2 separate regions of the Homo sapiens genome follow, and region 2 is linked to region 1. The links are chromatin loops, found by intact Hi-C in ENCODE. Cell type or tissue: HCT116. All regions are shown on one strand.

Evidence for each region. A loop is a pair of places that touch in the nucleus more often than their neighbours do. Peaks named below come from ENCODE experiments on the same cell type or tissue, not always from the same donor. Only the 100,000 strongest peaks of a DNase experiment are listed, where the experiment ranks them.
Region 2: it touches region 1 in a loop (8-fold over the local background); 2 of 110 quality-filtered maps call a loop at or near these places.

The regions. Positions count from the first base shown.
Region 1 is chr10:93,744,717-93,749,716 of GRCh38, forward strand. It overlaps LOC101927013 (a long non-coding RNA gene), which reads right to left. Exons shown (of 3, transcript XR_246160.5): 3 at 1,030-1,391. Among named protein-coding and RNA genes, the nearest start is that of LGI1, 11 kb to the right of the region's middle. RefSeq lists enhancers at 1,288-2,039, 4,386-5,000. In HCT116, CTCF peaks have their summits at 928 (motif pointing right) and 2,211 (motif pointing right); a DNase peak (open chromatin) is centred at 2,325; H3K4me3 peaks cover 507 bases; H3K27ac peaks cover 281 bases.
Region 2 is chr10:93,856,290-93,861,289 of GRCh38, forward strand. No RefSeq gene overlaps it. Among named protein-coding and RNA genes, the nearest start is that of SLC35G1, 35 kb to the right of the region's middle. In HCT116, a CTCF peak has its summit at 2,934 (motif pointing left); a DNase peak (open chromatin) is centred at 2,942.

The DNA.
Region 1 (5,000 bases):
CTCTGTGGGTTTAGCTTTCTTTTTTATTGTTTTGTTTTGTTTTGTTTTGTTTGTTTTGTTTTGAGACAGTCTTGCTCTTGTTTCCCAGGCTGGAGTGCAATGGCGCGATCTCAGCTCACTGCAACCTGGGCCTCCCAGGTTCAAGCGATTCTCCTGCCTCAGCCTCTCAAGTAGCTGGGATTGCAAGCATGTGCCACCATGCCCAGCTAATTTTTGTATTTTTAGTAGAGACGGGGTTTTACGATATCGGCCAGGCTGGTCTTGAACTCCGACTTCAGGTGATCGATCCACCTGCCTCGGCCTCCCAAAGTGCTGGGATTATAGGCGTGAGCCACCACGCCTGGCCTCTAGCTTTCTACTGAATGCCCAGTGCCACAAGCACCACGCATGGAGAACACGCTTAAACGTTTGTTGAATAAACAAACTGGGACAACTATGCTGAGTAAGAAATAAAATTCATTTGCTCGTAGTAAAAAAAAAAAAAAAACAAATCCAGTGTTTACTTAGCTCTAATCTGAGCAACATAATTATAGTCAAAGGTTGGATGATAGACTCACCACTTAAGCAAAGCCTGTGTCCATCATTACGCACTTTCATGTTGGCCCATGAGAGTAGCAAAAGAAAATGCTGGATGCTGTTTTCTTGCAGAGCTTTAACCATCAGCTCCTAGTGCTGACACTGTCATTTGAGACAGCCCTCTGAAATCCAGCTCCACTTCAGGAAATGGCCAAAAGGATGCCAGCTCTGGGCTGTGTTTCTTCAGTGTTCTGGGATTTACCCTCACACTAAAGTGGAAGTGCCTATTACACAGGCCTGGGGTTGAGCGGGTGTAGTTTCGGTCAGGAAGCCATTCTAGTCTGTTCTCCTCACTCCTCAGGCCTGGTGTCCCCTCTCATTCCCTGCCTCGCCCCAGTTATTCTGACAGCCTCAGGAGGGCGCTCTTATATAAGCGGCACCGTGGGTAGTAGGATACATACTGGAATAGTAACAGCTTTCTATGGGCTAACTACTTTCTTACATTATCTCGTGTCCTTTTTAAATTTTATTTTATTTTAAGTTCTGGGGTAAATGTGCAGGAGGTGCAGGTTTGCTCCATAGGTAAATGTGTGCCATGGTGGTTTGCTGCACCTATCAATCCATCACCTAGGTATTAAGCCCAGCATGCATTAGCTATTTATCCTGATGCTCTCCCTCCCCCCGCCTGCCCTCCACAGGCCCCAGTGTGCGTTGTTCCCCTCCCTGTGTCCATGTTCTCATGGTTCAGCTCCCACTTATAAGTGAGAACATGCAGTATTTGGTTTTCTGTTCCTGTGTTAGTTTGCTGAAGATAATGGCTTCCAGCTCCATCCATGTCCCTGCAAAGGGCATCTCATGTTCTTTTCACAGTGATCCTGTAAGAGAAACACTAGTATTATTTCCATGCTATATATGAGGAAACTGAGGCTGAGAGACAATGAAAACTTGCCCAAGGTCACTCAGCTGCTAAATAGCAAAGCCAAGACTTGAGTTGTAATCTTCACATTAGGCTGCATCCTAGTGTTTTGGTGTGACCCAAAGACTCCTCCAGGTATCCCCAGAGAGCCTCCAGAGCCAGAGCATGGTCAGCCTCAGTCGTTTCCTTGTTCTAAACATCATATAAGCAAACAATACCATGCAGACTTTTTTTTTTTTTTTTTTTGACAGAGTCTCTCTCTGTCACCCAGTCTGGAGTGCAGTAATGCAATCTCGACTCACTGCAGCCTCTGCCTCCCGGTTTCAAGTGATTCTCCTGCCTCGGCCTCCTGAGTAGCTGGGATAACAGGCGCCTGCCACCACACCTGGCTAATTTTTGTATTTTCAGTAGAGACGGGGTTTTGTCATGTTGGCCAGGCTGGTCTCGAACTCCTGACCTCAGGTGATCCGCTCACCTCAGCCTCTCAAAGTGCTGGATTACAAGTGTGAGCCACCGCGCCTGGCCCCATGCAAATACTTCACACAATATGTGCTTCACATAGACAAGAATTCAAGAACTGTCTATAAGTTTATATACATCAAAAATAAGTCACATGAAAAATATTTTTGGAAACAGACAGAAGTCAGTTTGAAGCCAAAATATATTGTCTTGGACGAGTCTAACCTCTGTAAGCTTCAGTGGGGATAATGCCTTGCTCACACGGCAGGTGAAATGATCAACAGAGACAATGTATGGGAAGCACCTGGCCTGCAGGGGGCCCAGCAAGCATGGGTTCCTTTGTCTTCTTTGCTGCACTGCTGGGAGCAATAGGGGCAGTGTTGAATGTGAGCCAGCAGTAGGCTGGTGCAGAAGCCTTGTGCTTCTCTGCTGTTAACACCCATTTCTGCCCTGGACCCTCAGGGCACTAATCCTATGGTCATAACCAGTTTCCTCATTGCTTTGCTATTTTCTGCGGTCACATTCCCAGCTTCTTGGGTCATCATTCCTACAGAAACCAATGGGTGTAACACAGGCCATAAGTCACGGGCAGCAATGGAAAGCTCTGAGTTCTTCCAGAACGACAGTATAAAGCCAAACAAAACAAAACAGATCCCTTCTAAAGGGATAAGACAAAAGCAAAAAGGCTGAAATCCAACATCATGAAGTTCAAGTTTCCAAAGCATGAACAGATTAGTTGCATGATTTTCCTCTTAACTTCAGAATCTTAAACCAAAAAACTAAAACAAAACAAAAGCAGTTAATAACTTCCTCGAAAGAATGAAGAAGTATCTTTAAAAAAAAAAAAAAAGGAACTGCAGACCAGCCTGGCCAACATAGTGAAACCCCGTCTCTACTAAAAATACTATATATATATATAATATATATATTAGCCAGGCATGGTGGTGGAGGCCTGTAGTCCTAGCTACTCGGGAGGCTAAGGCAGGAGAATCGCTTGAACCCAGGAGGCGGAGGTTGCAGTGAGTTGAAATCACACCACTGCACTCCAGCCTCGGTGACACAGTGAGACTCTGTCTCAAAAATAAAAATAAATAAATAAATAAATAAATAAAAACCTGCTAAGAACTATCTTGGGAGTGATTCAGCCATAAAGAAGAAGAGGAAGATAGAAGAGTAATCATATTTTCAACTTTATATTCCAATAACCATGCCCCGCTCTAGGGCAATACCTCTTAGAGCCACTGCTTTTCCTTAGTACCACCCCCAAATATATTTTCTGGCTAGATTATTTCCACCTTGCCCATGACTTAGAATTATCCTTTTTTTTTAATTCCCTAACAAACTTCTTTTCTTGAGTAGATTTCTATTCAAGTCTAGCCAGTAAAAAGGGTGGCCTTCCATGACCTTGCCTAAATTTTTGGTGCTTAGTTCTGATAAAATTCAAATATATTTCCAGAAAAAAATGCTAAGTCATTAAGATCATACCTTATTAAAAATATTCTGGGATAATTTTATTCTGCATTCTTTTTTTTTTCTTTTTTTTTTTTTTTTTTGAGATGGAGTCTCGCTCTCTGGCCCAGGCTGGAGTGCAGTGGCACGATCTCAGCTTACTGCAACCTCCGCCTCCCGGGTTCACGCCATTTTCCTGCCTCAGCCTCCTGAGTAGCTGGAACTACAGGCACCCGCCACCATGCCCAGCTAATTTTTTGTATTTTTAGTAGAGACGGGGTTTCACTGTGTTAGCCAGGATGGTCTCGATCTCCTGACCTTGTGATCCGCCTACCTCAGCCTCCCAAAGTGCTGGGATTACAGGCATGAGCCACCATGCCCGGCCTGATTCTGCATTCTTTTGGCTTAAACTTTACCATGTGCATTTTGGTTAACTGCAGTACATGTACCTAGCATGCCCCGAATTGGAAAACAAACTCTTTCTAAGCCTCTGTGTTTAAAAATTATTTCTCCTTTCTGGGGAGAGAAATTAGGAAGCTATAGAATGTTAGTGCTATAAAGATAAAGAAACTGAGGCCCAAGGAAATGAAATGCCTTGTTCAAGCCCACAGAGCCTTTCTACAGTTCTTCCCAGAGGATATCTGTCAATTTATTTTGGATTCCTGTATGAAGAGCATTCAGCTTCCCCGAGTTAATGGATTATTGACTGATGTTCAGAAAAATGCATAAAGAGGTTCGCAGTGTTTCCACTGTGAGAAACTCTTTTACTCCTTCTCAGTGGGGGTGCTAAGAGCATTTGGGGCAGGACAATTCTTCATGCAGAGGTCCTAAGAGTTTCAGGATGTTAGCATTTCCAGTCCAACAATGGTAAGTCTAGCATTTCCAGTCCACCTAATGGGAATTCTAGGATCACAACAAAGAGAATCCTCACTCTCCTCCCTACCCTGTCTTCCCCTGGGTCTTCTATAATACTCTCCTCAAAAATAATAATTCTTTTTTTTTTTTCAAAGTTTCTTGAGCATCCAGAAATAGCCACGAGTGATGTTTATTCATTCACTAGCTTCAGGCATATGGTGCAAGATGAAGCAGGAGGCAACTAGGCCCAGTGTTTTCAGAACTCCTCAGGACACCCAAACAGCTATTTGCTACTTACTTTGGGAGGTGCAAGAACCTGCTTAACACTTTCCTTGTCTTTATGGTAATCACTCCCCAGTAGGAGTGCTGGCAGGGGCTGCTTACATGACAGGATCTCCAGAGATTACCCAGCCCAAGAACTTCCTTTGAAAATCAGAGCCTAAATGTGAAGCGTTGAGCCCAAGGTCAAACAGCTCATCTATTGCAGAACCAGATCTTGGCATAGTCTTTCTTCTAGTCCCAGAGGCAGCCTTCCCTTATGCGACAGCTTTTCCAAGGGTTATGCTGGTTATGTAACTAGACTACTCAGGGTTCCAACACCAATCGCCTCATAGGAGTTCTGTACTCAGGCAGTTATTGCCTGCTCCTGTGTGAATAAGATCAGATTACCTTTGCTCCAGGAAATCACTCCGATCCAAGGAGATGGTGCTGTGGAGCGATTAAGAGCATGTGACACTAATGTCTGAATGCCTCACTTTCAAGCCAGCACAGCCTCTTATTCTTGGGCAAGCTGCCTAGCCTCTCC
Region 2 (5,000 bases), 110 kb after region 1:
GGGTGGATCACTTGAGGTCAGGAGTTCGAGAAAAGCCTGGCCAACATGGTGAAAACCCGTCTATACTAAAAATACAAAAAAATTAGCGGGATATGGTGGCACATGCCTATTATCCCAGCTACTAGGGAGGCTGAGGCACGAGAATCACTTGAACCCAGGAGGTGGAGGTTGCAGTGAGCCGAGATCCTACCATTGCACTCCAGCCTGGGCGACAGAGTGAGACTCCCTCTCAAAAAACAAACAAACAAAAAAGTTAACTCAACAGGTGTACCACCATTATGTCAGCATTCCCCAAAGCCTAATGAAAAGTAGAAATGTTCCCAGGGTAGCAAAATTGTCCTAGAAAAAGGATGCTGAAGCTTCTCAAGCACGGATACAGTAGTCCATCTATTCACAGTTTCACTTTCTATGGTTTCAGTTACCTGCAGTCAATTGCAATCCAAAAATATCAAATGGAAAATTCCAGAAATAAACAATTCCAATACATTTAAAGTTGTGCGCCATCTGAGTGGTATGATGAAAACTCTTGCCTTCTGGCTCTGCACCTGAGATATGACTCATCCCTTCGTCTAGCATATCTATGCTAGATACACTATCCACCTATTAGGCACTTAGTAGCAGATCAAGTGTCCTGGTATTGCCGTGCTTATGTTCAAGTAACCCTTTATCTCACTTAATAATGGCCCCAGAATACGAGAGCAAAGATCATAATGCTGGCTATTCACATATGCTAAGGAAAAGCCATAAAGTGCTTCCTGTAAGTGAAAAGGTGAAAGTTCTCAACTTAATACGAAAAGAAAAAAATGATATGCTGAGGTTGCTGAGATCTGAAGTAAGACTTGTTATCTGAGAGACCAAAATAGATGCCCCTTTGTTAGCTAAGACAGACCTTAAAGTTAAGGAAATAAAGTTACCTATGGGTTGAGTTGCCTACCGATTCAGGGCCTGGCTAGCATGGCAAATTTCTAATTTCCTCCACCTCTAAATGTCCTAACAATAGGAGCTATCAGATCCTTCCTAACTCTGATTTATAACCCAGGCCTAATTACAACTCTAATTGGATGGAGGGGCACCAAACATTCTTTTCTGATAAGAAATTACAGACTTTAAGCCAGTTTCAGTCAGTTTATAGAGGCTGTGCACAAACTTTGTGTTCTATCATTCACCTTTTGATGTAAAGAGCCAAATTTCACCTTGTGTTAATGCTAAACCCTCCCCCCAACCAAAGTGAACATGGGAGGTATGTTACTTATATGTTTACTCATTGCACATGCTCAGCTCCCCTCATAAACGTGTATGGCTTTTCCCTCAAACCCGCCAAATACGTATGACTCTATTGTGTGATACAGGCCCTGCGAGGTATAAAACCCAACCTGTTCTTCCCTCTTCAAAGGGAGAGCACCTCTGGTCCACACTGGAGAGTATCTCTTTGTGGTTTGCAAACCAATATTCCCAAAAAAGCTCTCCTTTCTACTATTTAGCCATCCTCATGGTCTTTGGATTATACAACAAACCTATCCATGAAGATAGGAAGGAAGAGAAGAAGGAAAAAAAGAAATTCATGCTAGTTTTGCTGTTGCACTTCAAACAGCAAAAGCTGTGGCCACAGTGTGTGACAAGTGCTTAGTTAAGATGGAAAAAGCGTTAGATATATGGGCAGAAAACATGAATAAAAATGTATTCTAACTGATGGCAATCAAGTTCAATACTATCCTTGGGTTCAGGCATCTGCTGGGGGTGTTGGACCATATCCCCTATGGATGAGGAAGGCTACTATATTTACATTTCCTGTGGTGCAAGCAGAACCCATAAAGATTAGCAGAGCTTGAGCCTTCTCATAGGTACCCTGGAGGCATTTGCCTTCTGGGTTAGAGGACCCCAGCATGGAAGGGGCTTAGGGTGGTTGGTGGTCAGAAAACGTTATGCTGGAAGAAATCATCTCGCCTTGGATACAGAATCCTTCATTCAGAACAAAGACTACATTTCCCATCCCCCCTTGCACGTAGGTGTGCAAGTTATGGCCAATGAGATGTGCAGCATTTGTGCAATTAAGAGATCCTGCAGGATCTCCTTCCCTAGAGAGGTTTTTGTTTTCCCTCTTTGGCCTCTCCTCCTTCCTTAATCCTAGAGGACGCGGAAGCGGCAGAGTGGGAAGGAATTAGATAGTAGACCATGTCCCCTTCCATGCAGATCCCTTGGTCATACCCAAGTTAAGGAAGAAGGAGAGAGCATTGAATTGGATGTGAAATTCAAGTTTCTCACCGGACTAGGCTAGATTTTTAATACCTGACTGTGACTAAGAAGCTTTGAGATCTGTCCAAGATGTCATTAAAGAACAGAAAATAGGTACTTAATGGATATTGGTTCAATGACACTGAGCTATTAAGTACATCCAGATTTTTCCATGTTCCATTTTCTTAAAATGCAGGTACACTTGTATGTTGTAAAGAATATCTATAGGTTGGGGAGAAAACAGCAGAATTAAGACAACATTTACCAAAAAAAGACACCAGTAGTCAAAAATGCATCATTCTAAACTTCAGTATCCTATAGCATGCAGGAGCCTATCCTACTCTAGGGGGAGGTCCTACTCCAGGCTTCCAGTGTGTCTTCTTTATCATTGAATACACAGAATAATGATGTCAATCGATAACAGAATCAATCATTTTATAGAAAAATTATTTTCTTTTTTGCCTCTCCCCCCAAATTATTTTCTTAATCTTTTCATCAAGCAAGCTTCTATCCTCAAAGTTTCCTCTACATTTTAAAATGTTTGAAACGTAATTTCTGACCATATGTCCAGCAAAATGGAAGGCTGGAAGTGGAGTTACAACCTTCTAAGCATTAATACAGTAGGAAACAGCTTTATTCCATATGATTTGAATCTTAAAGTTTAAACATAAAGGATGGGTTAAACAATGGCTCATTTTGTGATAGATGCTGACACCTACTGGGCAGATTTTATATTAAATGTTCGATATGTTTTGGCCCCCAAAAAGAAATGAAATGTTCCTGGTTCTTGAAAGGTAAAATCTTGGGTTTGGAAGGGCAAGGGCATGAGGGCATCCTGGCCCCAGGATGGTGGGAGCATAGCCACTGGGAAATGAAGACTCAAGGATGATAAAAAGGACTCAGGAAAAGAATCATGGGGTAAGTTCTGGAATGCCATCAGATAGTTGGCTCCAGAATTCCAGCCTTGCCAACCTAAAGTCCTTCCTCTCCTGGAGTTTCTCATCTGCTTCTAAGATTTTTTTCTAGGTGTAGAGCTCTATTTTCAGACTGAACTTTGCGGAAGAACTACCCTCCAAGTCAACTCAAATAAATGTGCCCCTGCATCATTTTCTGGGCATTCCTGTGACACCTGGTCATCATCAATATTATTGCTGACATTTTTTGAGTACCTACTTTGTACTTCTGCACTAAGTCTTTATATTATAAGTGGTCAGACCTTGGAGTCAGGCTACCTGAGTGCAAACACTGGCTCTGCCATATGTTAATACAAGTTCTATGACTTTGGTCAAATGATAATCTCCTTATCTCTAAAATGGAGATAATGATAATGTCTACCACACAGAGGTCTTGTGAGATTTTAAAGTGTTCACATACATAAATTACTCAAAACAGTGCCTGGTATATCATAAGTGCCATACAAATGTTGGTATTGTTACCTTATTTAATCTTTACAATAAAACTGAAGTAAACACTGTTATTTTGTAAAATTAGAAAACAGTCTTGGTATATGAGTTGGAAATGTTTTCAGCTTTAAATAACAGAAAACCTAACTAATGGTGGCTTACATTATATTCTCTCTGTCTCTCTCTCTCTCTTCCCCCTTCCCCCGTCTCCTATAACAAGCCTAACGAGCAGTCCAGAGGTAGGTGGCTGCTGGCACTGGCTCATGGCTCAGTGATGCCAGGGCCAGTGTCTCAGATATTTTCAAGGTCTTTCCCTCATGGTCATAAGAGGATTATCCCAATTCCAGGGATCATATCTGTTCATCTGCCCTTCTATTAAAAAAGTAAAAGCATTCCCAGAAACTGTCCCATTAACTTCTACTTATGTTCTATTGGCAAGAAATGTGTCACTTGGCCACTCGTGACTACAAAGGGGCATGGGAAAGTGGGTATTTAACCTTTCCAGACTCTAAAGTAGAAGGCAGTAAGGGGGAAGGGAATGGGAATGACCACTGGGTCAGCCAGAGATTGGCACCTGCCACACTAAAGAGAAGATAAATCATTTGCTTAGGTCAGATAGCTACAAAGAGATGGTGCAGCATTCAAGCCCAGGTAGCCTGGCTTCTGGCCTCCTGATAGTTTGGATATTTATGCCTTCTTCCAAATCTCATGTTGAAATGTGATGCCTGATGGAGGTGGGGCCTAGAGGGAGGTGTTTGGGACATGGGGGCGGATCCCTCATGAATGGCTTGGTGCCCTCCCCATGGTAACAAGTTCACAAGAGATCTGGTTGTTTAAAAGAGCCTGGCACCTACCCCCTCTCTCTCTCTTGCTCCCTCTCTTCCCATGTAACATGCTGGCTCTCCTTCCCTTCTGCCATGATTGTAAGCTTCCTGAGAACTCATTGGAAGCAGATGCCAGCACCATGCTTCATGTACAGCCTGCAGAACCGCGAGCCAAATAAACTTCTTTTCTTTATCAATTATCCAGCCTCAGGTACTTCTTTCTAGCAATGCAAAATGGACTAACACAGAAAATTGGTACTGAGAAGTAGGGTGTTGCTATAAAGATATTTGAAAATGTGGAAGCAGGCTTCGGGACTGGGTAAAGGGCAGAAGTTGGAAGAGTTTAGAGGGCTCAGAAGAAGACAGTGAGATGAGGGAAAGTTTGGGACTTCTCAGAGACTGGTTAAATGGTTGTGACCAAAATGGTGATAGAAATATGGACAGTGAAGGCCAGGCTCAGATGGAAATGAGGGAGTTATTGAGAACAGGAATAAAGGTCACCCATGTTATGCCTTAGCAAAAAACTTGGCTACATTATGTC